3 separate regions of the Homo sapiens genome follow, and regions 2 and 3 are each linked to region 1. Evidence: chromatin contacts called from ENCODE Hi-C or POLR2A ChIA-PET data. All regions are on one chromosome and are shown on one strand. Each heading gives the region's core, a stretch centred on a gene start or an enhancer-like site at or near the end of the contact. The rest is flanking DNA. Distances are from core to core; before and after follow the strand shown.

Region 1 (2,700 bases), core at 197-2,696:
AACTTTACAGTTTTTTAAAAAATGTAAACTCATAGTAGCACTTATTCACAGTAGCCCAAAGATGTTAACCCAAATGTCCATCAACAGAAACGGATAAGCAAAATGTGGTATAGACATAAAATGAGTATTATTCAGAATGATGTACTGACAAATCCTCCAACGTTGGAAAATCTTGAAAACATTACGCTAAGTTAAAGAAGCCAGACATAAAAGTACACGATTCCATAAATACTAAATATCTAAAATAGCTAAGTTCAGAGAGACAGGAAGATTAGTGGTTGCTAGGGACTAGAGGAAGGGGGACAGGGAATCTGGGAGTAAGTGCTCAATGGGTAGTAGTCTCCTGCGGGGGGAGGTGACGGAAATGTTTTGGAACTACGTGTAAGTGATGATTACACAACACTGAATATACTAAATACCACTTAAAGATAATTTCACTTTAATAAAAAATTACAAAGAGATATTTGCTACTAAAAAATTTACTGCACTTTGGGGACTTATTTTTTTGTTCTTCCTTGGCGGACTTGTATTTGATAAAGCTTTATTACTGAGTCACTTCGACGATGAATCTGATAAACTTGTAGACCAGTTTCAATTACATAAAAACCATCTACTCAATAATTCAGCTGAAGTGCTTTCCATAAACACCACGTTCTTCTTACTCTGGGCTTGTCTAATTAAAATATCCAGTCCAGACACATCCTATTTGCCGTGACCACACCCTGTGCCCAGGAGTAAGTTCTAAGACCAAACCACTGGTGAAAATTTTTAAAAACACTGCTGGCACCTGTCTTAAGCCTCCATTTTAATGGGAAGCGATGAAAGAACGAATCTTAAGTTCAAGGAAGATCTTTCGGTCTTAGAAAAAGGTGATTAGATTCAGGCTGCAAAATCTGAAACTACATGAAAGTAAGGTGACTACGGGGGCCATTTAATATGAACTGAAAGGTCCGGTCTTGGTTAGTGACTTTACAAAAACATTCTGAGAAGCTTCCCAATTAAATGAGGGGCCAAAAAAAAAAAAGGCGCCATAAAAATAAAAAGGCCGTGACCTGGAATACAACTCGGCTATCGGCTCCCCTTTGTGGTTCCCAACTCCCAGGTAACCCCCATCCTGGCTCATGCCCCAATGAGGAATATAAAGACTTCCACTCCAAGACTAGGAAACCCTCCGATGGGCCGGGAGCCCCCGCCACCGCCCCGTGCTGAACGTCACAAAATGGCGGCGGCGCCTCTTTGTCTCAATCTGGCGCCGCCATTGGGCCTGGCTCCTTGGTACTGTTAAATTCCATTTCCACCTCATTCCCTCTTTCGCTGGTCTCTTACCGAGATCTAGGGTTAAAAAATGCGGCGGCTCAAATCCACACGCTCCGATGAGTCTTCCCGCTTTCCTCCGGCCCAACACCAACCAACTCTCTCACTCACCCGGCGTCCACGAAATGGCGGACCACCGCCTTCTCCTCGCCTTTATTTATACGCCATACTGGAATCACATGATTGGACGGGCTCCCCCAATGAGAAGCAGAAGAGGCCGTGACGTATGGCTACAAACGCAGCGAGAGCCGCGGTTGCTGGGAGCGCGCTCTGGCGGTTGCGCCGGGTGGGTGGAGACGTGCGTCGGCGCGCGCTCGTTGTAACAGGCCTGGTGCTCCCTCGAGCGTTCCTCCCGGTCTGTCGACCTCCAGGTTACCCACAGACTCCTCTTCCTCACCTCCAAATAGGCTAGGGCTTCATAAACAGCACCGTCGCCGTCACGCTCAAACACTAATAGGAGCCGTTGGCCCCTAACAAGATTAAGAGATGAATTAATTAAGTGCTTCACCCTTGTGAGCGGTTAGTCTGGAACTAAGAGCATCGCGTTTACAAACAGGTCACGGAGCTGTTTGTGACCCAGCTGGCACCAGACTGTGGCCGCCTAGATTCCACACTGAAGGAAAAGCCTGGTTTGGAAAGTTTGCCCAACTCTTGCTGGTTTCTCGTCTCTCAAGCAAACTTGCAGGACTTGGCGCCGACAGCAAAGGAGACCGGTCAGGTGACCTGGAAACTATCACCTTTAGCAAACACCCGGAAAGGGAAGTTTCTGAAGAAGATTGAATGTAAATTCTGGCCCCCAAGCAAATGCCAGGAGGGGTATCTCGAGCCTTTCTCCTAGCAGCCGTTGCACTGCCTGGCATGTATTTTGTCCGGGCCACTTCCCTTACGAAGACAGAGCCGCAAGAGTAATTAAGGGGAGAGAGACTGTGATTGGGTTAGAAAAATCACCAAGGGCCGGGCGCGGTGGCTCATGCCTGTAATCCCAGCACTTTGGGAGGCCGAGGCAGGCGGATCACTTGAGGTCAGGAGTTCAAGACCAGCCTGGCCAACATGGTGAAATCCCGTCTCTATTAAAAATACAAATGGCCGGGCATGGTGGCAGGCGCCTGTAATCCCAGCTACTTGGGAGGCTGAGAGCAGGAGAATCGCTTGAACCCAGGAGGCGGAGGTTGCCGTGAGCTGAGATCCTACCACTGCACAAAAAAAAAAAGAGAGAAAAAGAACCTGTCTTTTTATTTATTCCCTCTTAGCTGAAAGATATGCCAATTATTATGTTTTTTTTTTTCTTTTTTCTTTTTTTTTTTTTCTTGAGATGGAGTCTCGTTCTGTTGCCCAGGCTGGAGTGCAATGGCGCGACCTCGGCTCACTGCAAACTCCGCCTCCCGG
Region 2 (2,700 bases), core at 77-2,576, 3.2 Mb after region 1:
CAGAGGTGGGAGCAGGAGAAGCTGGGTCCCAAAGTGAGGAGGCACCAGAGCGGCTCAGCCGGGGGGGCTGCGCCATTGCATCCTGGGGGGGCCTAGCCAGAAAAGAAATGGGGAGGAGAAGGTTATGAATGCTGAGAAACCTTCCCCATTTTCTTTTTCTTTTTTTTTTTTTTTTCCTGAGATGGAGTTTTGCTCTGTCGCCCAGGCCAGAGTGCAGTGGCACAATCTTGGCTCACTGCAACCTCCACCTCCCGGGTTCAGGCAATTCTCCTGCCTCAGTCTCCCAAGTAGGTGGGATTACAGGCGCATGCCACCATGCCTGGCTAATTTTTGTATTTTTAGTAGAGATGAGGTGTTGGCCATGTTGGCCAAACTGGTCTCGAACTCCTGACCTCATGATCCACCCACCTCAGCTTCCCAAAGTGCTGGGATTACAGGCGTGAGCCACCGGGCCCGGCCAGCCTCCCCATTTTCTTTGCCTATTTTGCCATCAAGAATGAAGTATCTGTGCCCCCATCTCCAAATCCCTGAGACACCTTGATAGGAAACCACTGGGCACCCATCACCAGCTTTTTGAGTCCTCTTCCAACTCTAGTGACTGGCTCTCCTCTCGGTAACTAACAGCCCTCCCCCCGACCCCAAACCTAGTTGCTAGTTTCCCAGCTTCCAGAGCTCTCCTGGGATATTATATACTGGCCTTGAAATTTTAGGAGAAATTATGGTTGTAGAAGCAAAGGCTACTCAGTTTAGAGGTATCATAATTAGGGTGTCCTGTTGCCCAGAGACGTGTTTTGGGACCTTTTCTGGAGATGTTTTCCAGAGCAGAAACGGCTGTCTCCCCAGGCCTGCGCGTCTCATTAAGAACAATCATCCTGGTGCCAGGTTATGTCAGGTCACCCTCAAATTCGGGGCTCCCTGCCCCCGGGTTAGACAACTTCTCTGAGTGCCCCGGGAGGGGGGCGTGTCCCAGTCCCGGTCTCTACTCCCCAGGACGGCAAGTCCGAGAAGGGACTTGTGTCGGCCCAGCCCGGACCCGAGGCCAAGGCGGCGAGGCTCTCCCGCCCGCGCCCCGCGCCGACCCCCGGCTCCCTGCCCCCCACCAGCGCCTCCTGCCGCCTCCTTACCGGTGACAGCTGGGGCCGCCGGGAGCCGGGCAGGGGCAGACGTAGGAGACCTAGGCGAGTCCCCCGCGCGGAGAGGGCACGTCCGGGCGTGGGGGGGCGTGCAGGCGGAGGCCGGGGGGTCCCCAGGCCCAGCCCCTCCGTCCCGGCGGCTCTGGGGCGTATGACGCAGCAGCCAAAGCAGCGGCAGCGGCAGGAGGAGGAGGCGGCGGGGGGGAGGGAGGGAGGGGAGGGACGGACCGGTTGGGGGGGAGGGTGGTGGGAGGGGAGGACTGGGGGAAAGGAGGAGCCGGAGGGGGGGGCGGGCACCACCTCACCCCACCTCCCTCACCTCCAACAGGCCTGGAGGGCGCCGAAGAAGAGGCTGGCCCTCCGCGGCTTGGGGAGCGAAGAGTCGGACCCGGTGGGAGAGGGAATCCCCTCAGCCCCTTCCTCCGACCTGAGATTCGCCCTTGGGGCACGAGGGAATCCCCCCTCCCGGCAGCCCGCCTCCGGCCTGGTCCCCCGCCCCATGCCACATCCGTTAGCTGCCCCACCCCCCATGGTCACTCCAAGTCCCGCCCCCCGGCCCCAGTTCACAGCCCCGCCCTCCATTCACCCTTCTCGATGCCCCCACCACGCCCTCCTCCCTCGCGCGCCCCGCCCTCCCCGTGACGAGTCGCGCCCCACCCACCGCCCTTTTGCGCACGCGTGTCCCCTCCTGCGCGCGGCACCTGGGAGGACTGAGCCCCTCCTTCACCGGGCGGCGGCCGTCGGCGGTTGGCGCGAGGGAGTCGGCGGGCGTGCGCGCCGCTTCCCGTGGACGTCCCGCCCCGTGCTTCCAGGGCTGGCGCAGACGAAGGGCGCGAGGACCCAAGGCGGTGACGCCACCGAGAGCCAGCCAATGGGCAGCGAGCGGGCAGAGCCCCAGCCGTTCGAACGGAAAGGCAGGGAAAGGGCGGGACGGGAGGAAAGAGCCAACAGTTTGGGAGCGCGCGCTAGCCCCGCCTCTGGACTCTGGGGTCCGGTCCCCATTTGCCGACACCCACCAAAGGAACGTTCTTCCCTGGGGCTGGGGTGGCCGGCGGAAGGGTGAAAGTTACCTATAACTAGTGACCAAGGAGGGGGCGTGGATAGCTAGAGGGCACACCTCCCTGATGTGACGGACGGGGTAGGGGGTATTAGCAGAGGGGAAGATGATCCAGGCCAAGGTCCAGAACCGGTGATAGCAGAGGGGAGAAAAGACGAAGCCCTCAGCCCCCGCTCCCGCCTCCCACGTAAACGTTTGGCAGAGGGTACAGATCACAGCTCCCACTTTTACAGATATGAAAGTATCTGCCTTCTTGGGCAAATGCTAATAAAACCTTTATTTAAAAAAAAAACCAAACTATTCTTTATTTGATAGCCCTGGGACATGGTGCCCTCCACCCAATAAAGCACCCTCCAGCAACCCTCCCACCCCTCACCCGATACATAGACATAGGGACACACACACACACACACACACACACACACACACACACACACACACACAGATCTGGATCCGTCTTCACTTCCTGTTGGCCTGAGCAGTACCAATAACACACTGGTTCACCTGGGG
Region 3 (2,700 bases), core at 30-2,529, 3.6 Mb after region 1:
GATGGAAGAGGCCACCCTGGAGAAACCCGAAACCTTGGGAGCTGTGAAATCATTCCAGGTCCCGAGCCTCCCTCGCATCTCAGACCATGCTGTCTAGACCCCCTACTGCCAGCACCCACCTTGGGCCTGGTTTCTGTTCCTAAGCAGACCTCAAGCTTTCAGCTTGTAAGCACCCCAGCCTGGAGTAGACACGTGCTCAGTAAAGACCCTACAGGGGCAAAAGGCCCCACAGGCCGTGTCCACGTGAATGCACACAAATTCGGTAAGCGACTCGAAGCGTAACCTCCAGCCTGCGGTGTGACGACTGGAGCTCCCCTACCGCGGACACAAAGGGCGCACAGCAATGCTCCCTCCAGAGGCTCTGGGGAGAAAGGAAGTTGGCGCCTGGGAACAACCTCAGTTCACAACATGGGTGGCCAACTCCTAAAGCATTCACATCCACGGGTAGGGGCCACAGCCACCACTCCTCAGCCCACCGCCAGGTCACCCCTCCCTCGGCCGCCGATGGATCCCTTCTCACCTGGCTCCCGGCTGCTGTACCCCCAGGGGACGAATGGAATAGGGGGGGCCACACCGCCCCCTAACCCCTTTGCCCTCCAATGGGTACGGAGGCATGAGGCTGGCCATTCCCCTCCCCCCCCATGGCCCTCTCCCGCTCGCCCCCCCTCCACGCTCCCATTGGCTGTAAAAGGTTTGAAGGACAAATCTTCCCACTCTCAGGATTCTTTCCTGAACCCCAAGAATCCCCCTCCCGGACTCCCCACCATTGGTTAAGCACTTGACTGACATCTCCGCCCCACAAGGGCCCCTTCTCACCTGGATCCTAAAGCCTTCCAGGGGGCCTCCAAAGTTGCCCTCGGCTTGGTACGGGGTATGTAATCCGGGGTGTCAACCCCCCCCCAGAAAACGAAGCCGTGCTGGGGGAGGGGGCGTAGCCCCCAGCCCCTCCCTTCCCGAACGGGCTGGGGGGGTGGGGAGAGCATCGGGGCCGCGCGGCCACGTCAGCAGCACCCAGATTGGCTGACCGGGGTCACGTGCCCGCTTCCCCCCCACCCCCCGCCTTTCCCCCAGCCACGAGGACCAGCTTTCCGAACGTTCCTGGGGGTCGCGCCAAGGGGCCAAGGGGGCCGCATGGCCCAGGCCTATGTCCCGAAACCCAGAGCGCTATAACGCTGCTGCTTGTCCATATCCCCAGCTTCCTATCCCGCAGTCCTGGACTCTGTCCCCCCCACTCGCCTCTCCATACGAGTTCAGCATGGCTGCCGCAGACCAGGAACACACACAGCGCAGGCGCAAGGGTGCGCCCTGACTGGGGGAGGGGGAAGGAGGGCCAGAGGCTGCGGGGAGAGCCGTAGTGCGCAGGCGTCCGGACCGGAACCGCATCTCCGGCGGCGGGGCTTGGAGCGCGCGCTTTTCGTGGGGCGGGAGCCCGCGCCCGGGTGCTGACCTCCTGCCTCAGCGCCCCCTCCCCCACTACCCGCGGCCTAGCGGGGTAGCCTCGGGTGGCCAGGCTTGTTTCCTCCTCGGTGGGTGTAAGGTGCGGCTTCGCTGGTCCTGGCCTGAATCCAGCGGAAGCGCACGCTGCTGAGCTGTCAGCGGAGGAAAATGGGGCCTGGACCTGGAGATATGAGGGTCTGGAGAGAGGGGCCCCTTCCCTGGTGTCGTGTGGTGCGACCACTGGAGAGGGAGTTTCTCGCCCTCGTCGCGCCTGCCGCGCGGAGAGATAAGGTGCGGACCGCAGATGTGGACTTCGTATTTGGCTTTAGTCTTAGGCAGCCTTAAAATCTCTCCGTGCCGTGAACCTACGCTAGACTTTTCTTTAGTGAGACCTGTGAGTCCCTGGACCGCTCTACCTTCTACGATATTTACCAGCTGATAACTTTTCCTTCTCTATTTATTTCGTAGTGGACCGTTTAAACCTCTTATACTCTTAAAGTTATGATCTCTCCTCTCCCAAGCTTGAGTGAATTCCCCCCAAAATTTTGGAACTGGTAACATAAAATGTTATGGTGATTCAGTTGCCAGCTAAAAAGTAAGCCTTTAATTTGTCATTAGCCGATAACCTCTCCCTTGATTACCCAGAGTATGGTCCAGATTTTCACGCTGCAGACCCTAATCTCTCCTCACCGACAGATGGCACTTCACAGAACAGAAAGGCCAATTTGCAGAACTGGCTTCCCATTTCCCACCTGCAAACTGGGTCAATTGTGTATTCCTTTCTCATTTCACTAGAGGTCCTCCCTTCGGTTTGAGGAAATCCTTTACTATTGACCTGGTCAACCTTCTCTGTTACCCGGAAGCTGTCTTCCCTTCTCCCCCTTTTGACCTTTTTAAACTTTTCTCTTGGTTTCCCCGCTGACAGAAAGATAACAACCCTCTCAATATCGTGCCCTCTTAGAGACTCATGTCTCTCGGCTTCCTTGCACAGCCAAGACCTGAAATTGAAATTATCCTTACTATCTCAATTCTTTGTCACATTCTCTTTCCCCATCCCCACTCTTCAAGCTACCTCTGTCAGGCTGCTACCACCAAAACTTTTCTGGCAGATGTCACCAAGAACCTCCTAACTGGCAAAGTCAGGAAGCACTTTACAGTTCTCACTTTATTTGACCTCTGAGGCATTCGACATTTGATCATGTTTCCTTCCTGACATTCTCTCTACCCTTGACTTCTATACCACTCTCACTTGTTTCTTTTCCT

The links. Hi-C counts contacts between places; a loop is a spot of excess contacts on that map. ChIA-PET counts read pairs that join two places held with the same protein, here RNA polymerase II (POLR2A). Pooled maps may share reads with other maps.
Region 2: a loop to region 1 is called in a pooled map, with 8 times the contacts of the local background. The contact joins the promoter of PHF1 here to the promoter of SRSF3 in region 1. A Hi-C loop is called at or near these places in 1 of 168 maps with a recorded cell type or tissue (transverse colon) and 5 of 50 pooled maps. POLR2A ChIA-PET finds 5 or more read pairs at or near these places in 1 of 52 experiments (WTC11).
Region 3: a loop to region 1 is called in a map of CD8-positive, alpha-beta T cell, with 17 times the contacts of the local background. The contact joins the promoter of BRD2 here to the promoter of SRSF3 in region 1. A Hi-C loop is called at or near these places in 1 of 168 maps with a recorded cell type or tissue (CD8-positive, alpha-beta T cell) and 12 of 50 pooled maps. POLR2A ChIA-PET finds 5 or more read pairs at or near these places in 5 of 52 experiments (Panc1, T-cell, activated CD4-positive, alpha-beta T cell and 2 more).

What each region holds. Positions count from the first base shown.
Region 1 is chr6:36,593,108-36,595,807 of GRCh38, reverse strand. SRSF3 (serine and arginine rich splicing factor 3) reads right to left here and starts at 1,446. Exons shown (of 6, transcript NM_003017.5): 1 at 1,327-1,446. RefSeq lists enhancers at 1,159-1,388, 989-1,670, 1,779-1,938.
Region 2 is chr6:33,409,640-33,412,339 of GRCh38, reverse strand. It overlaps PHF1 (PHD finger protein 1), which reads right to left and starts at 1,326. Exons shown (of 15, transcript NM_024165.3): 1 at 1,125-1,326; 2 at 1-92. The coding sequence starts at 76. KIFC1 (kinesin family member C1) reads right to left here. Exons shown (of 11, transcript NM_002263.4): 11 at 2,444-2,694. The coding sequence ends at 2,650.
Region 3 is chr6:32,967,173-32,969,872 of GRCh38, reverse strand. BRD2 (bromodomain containing 2) reads right to left here and starts at 1,279. Exons shown (of 13, transcript NM_005104.4): 1 at 817-1,279. It overlaps LOC124901302 (a long non-coding RNA gene), which reads left to right and starts at 1,352. Exons shown (of 3, transcript NR_190904.1): 1 at 1,352-1,728. RefSeq lists enhancers at 1-46, 1-364, 1,663-2,202.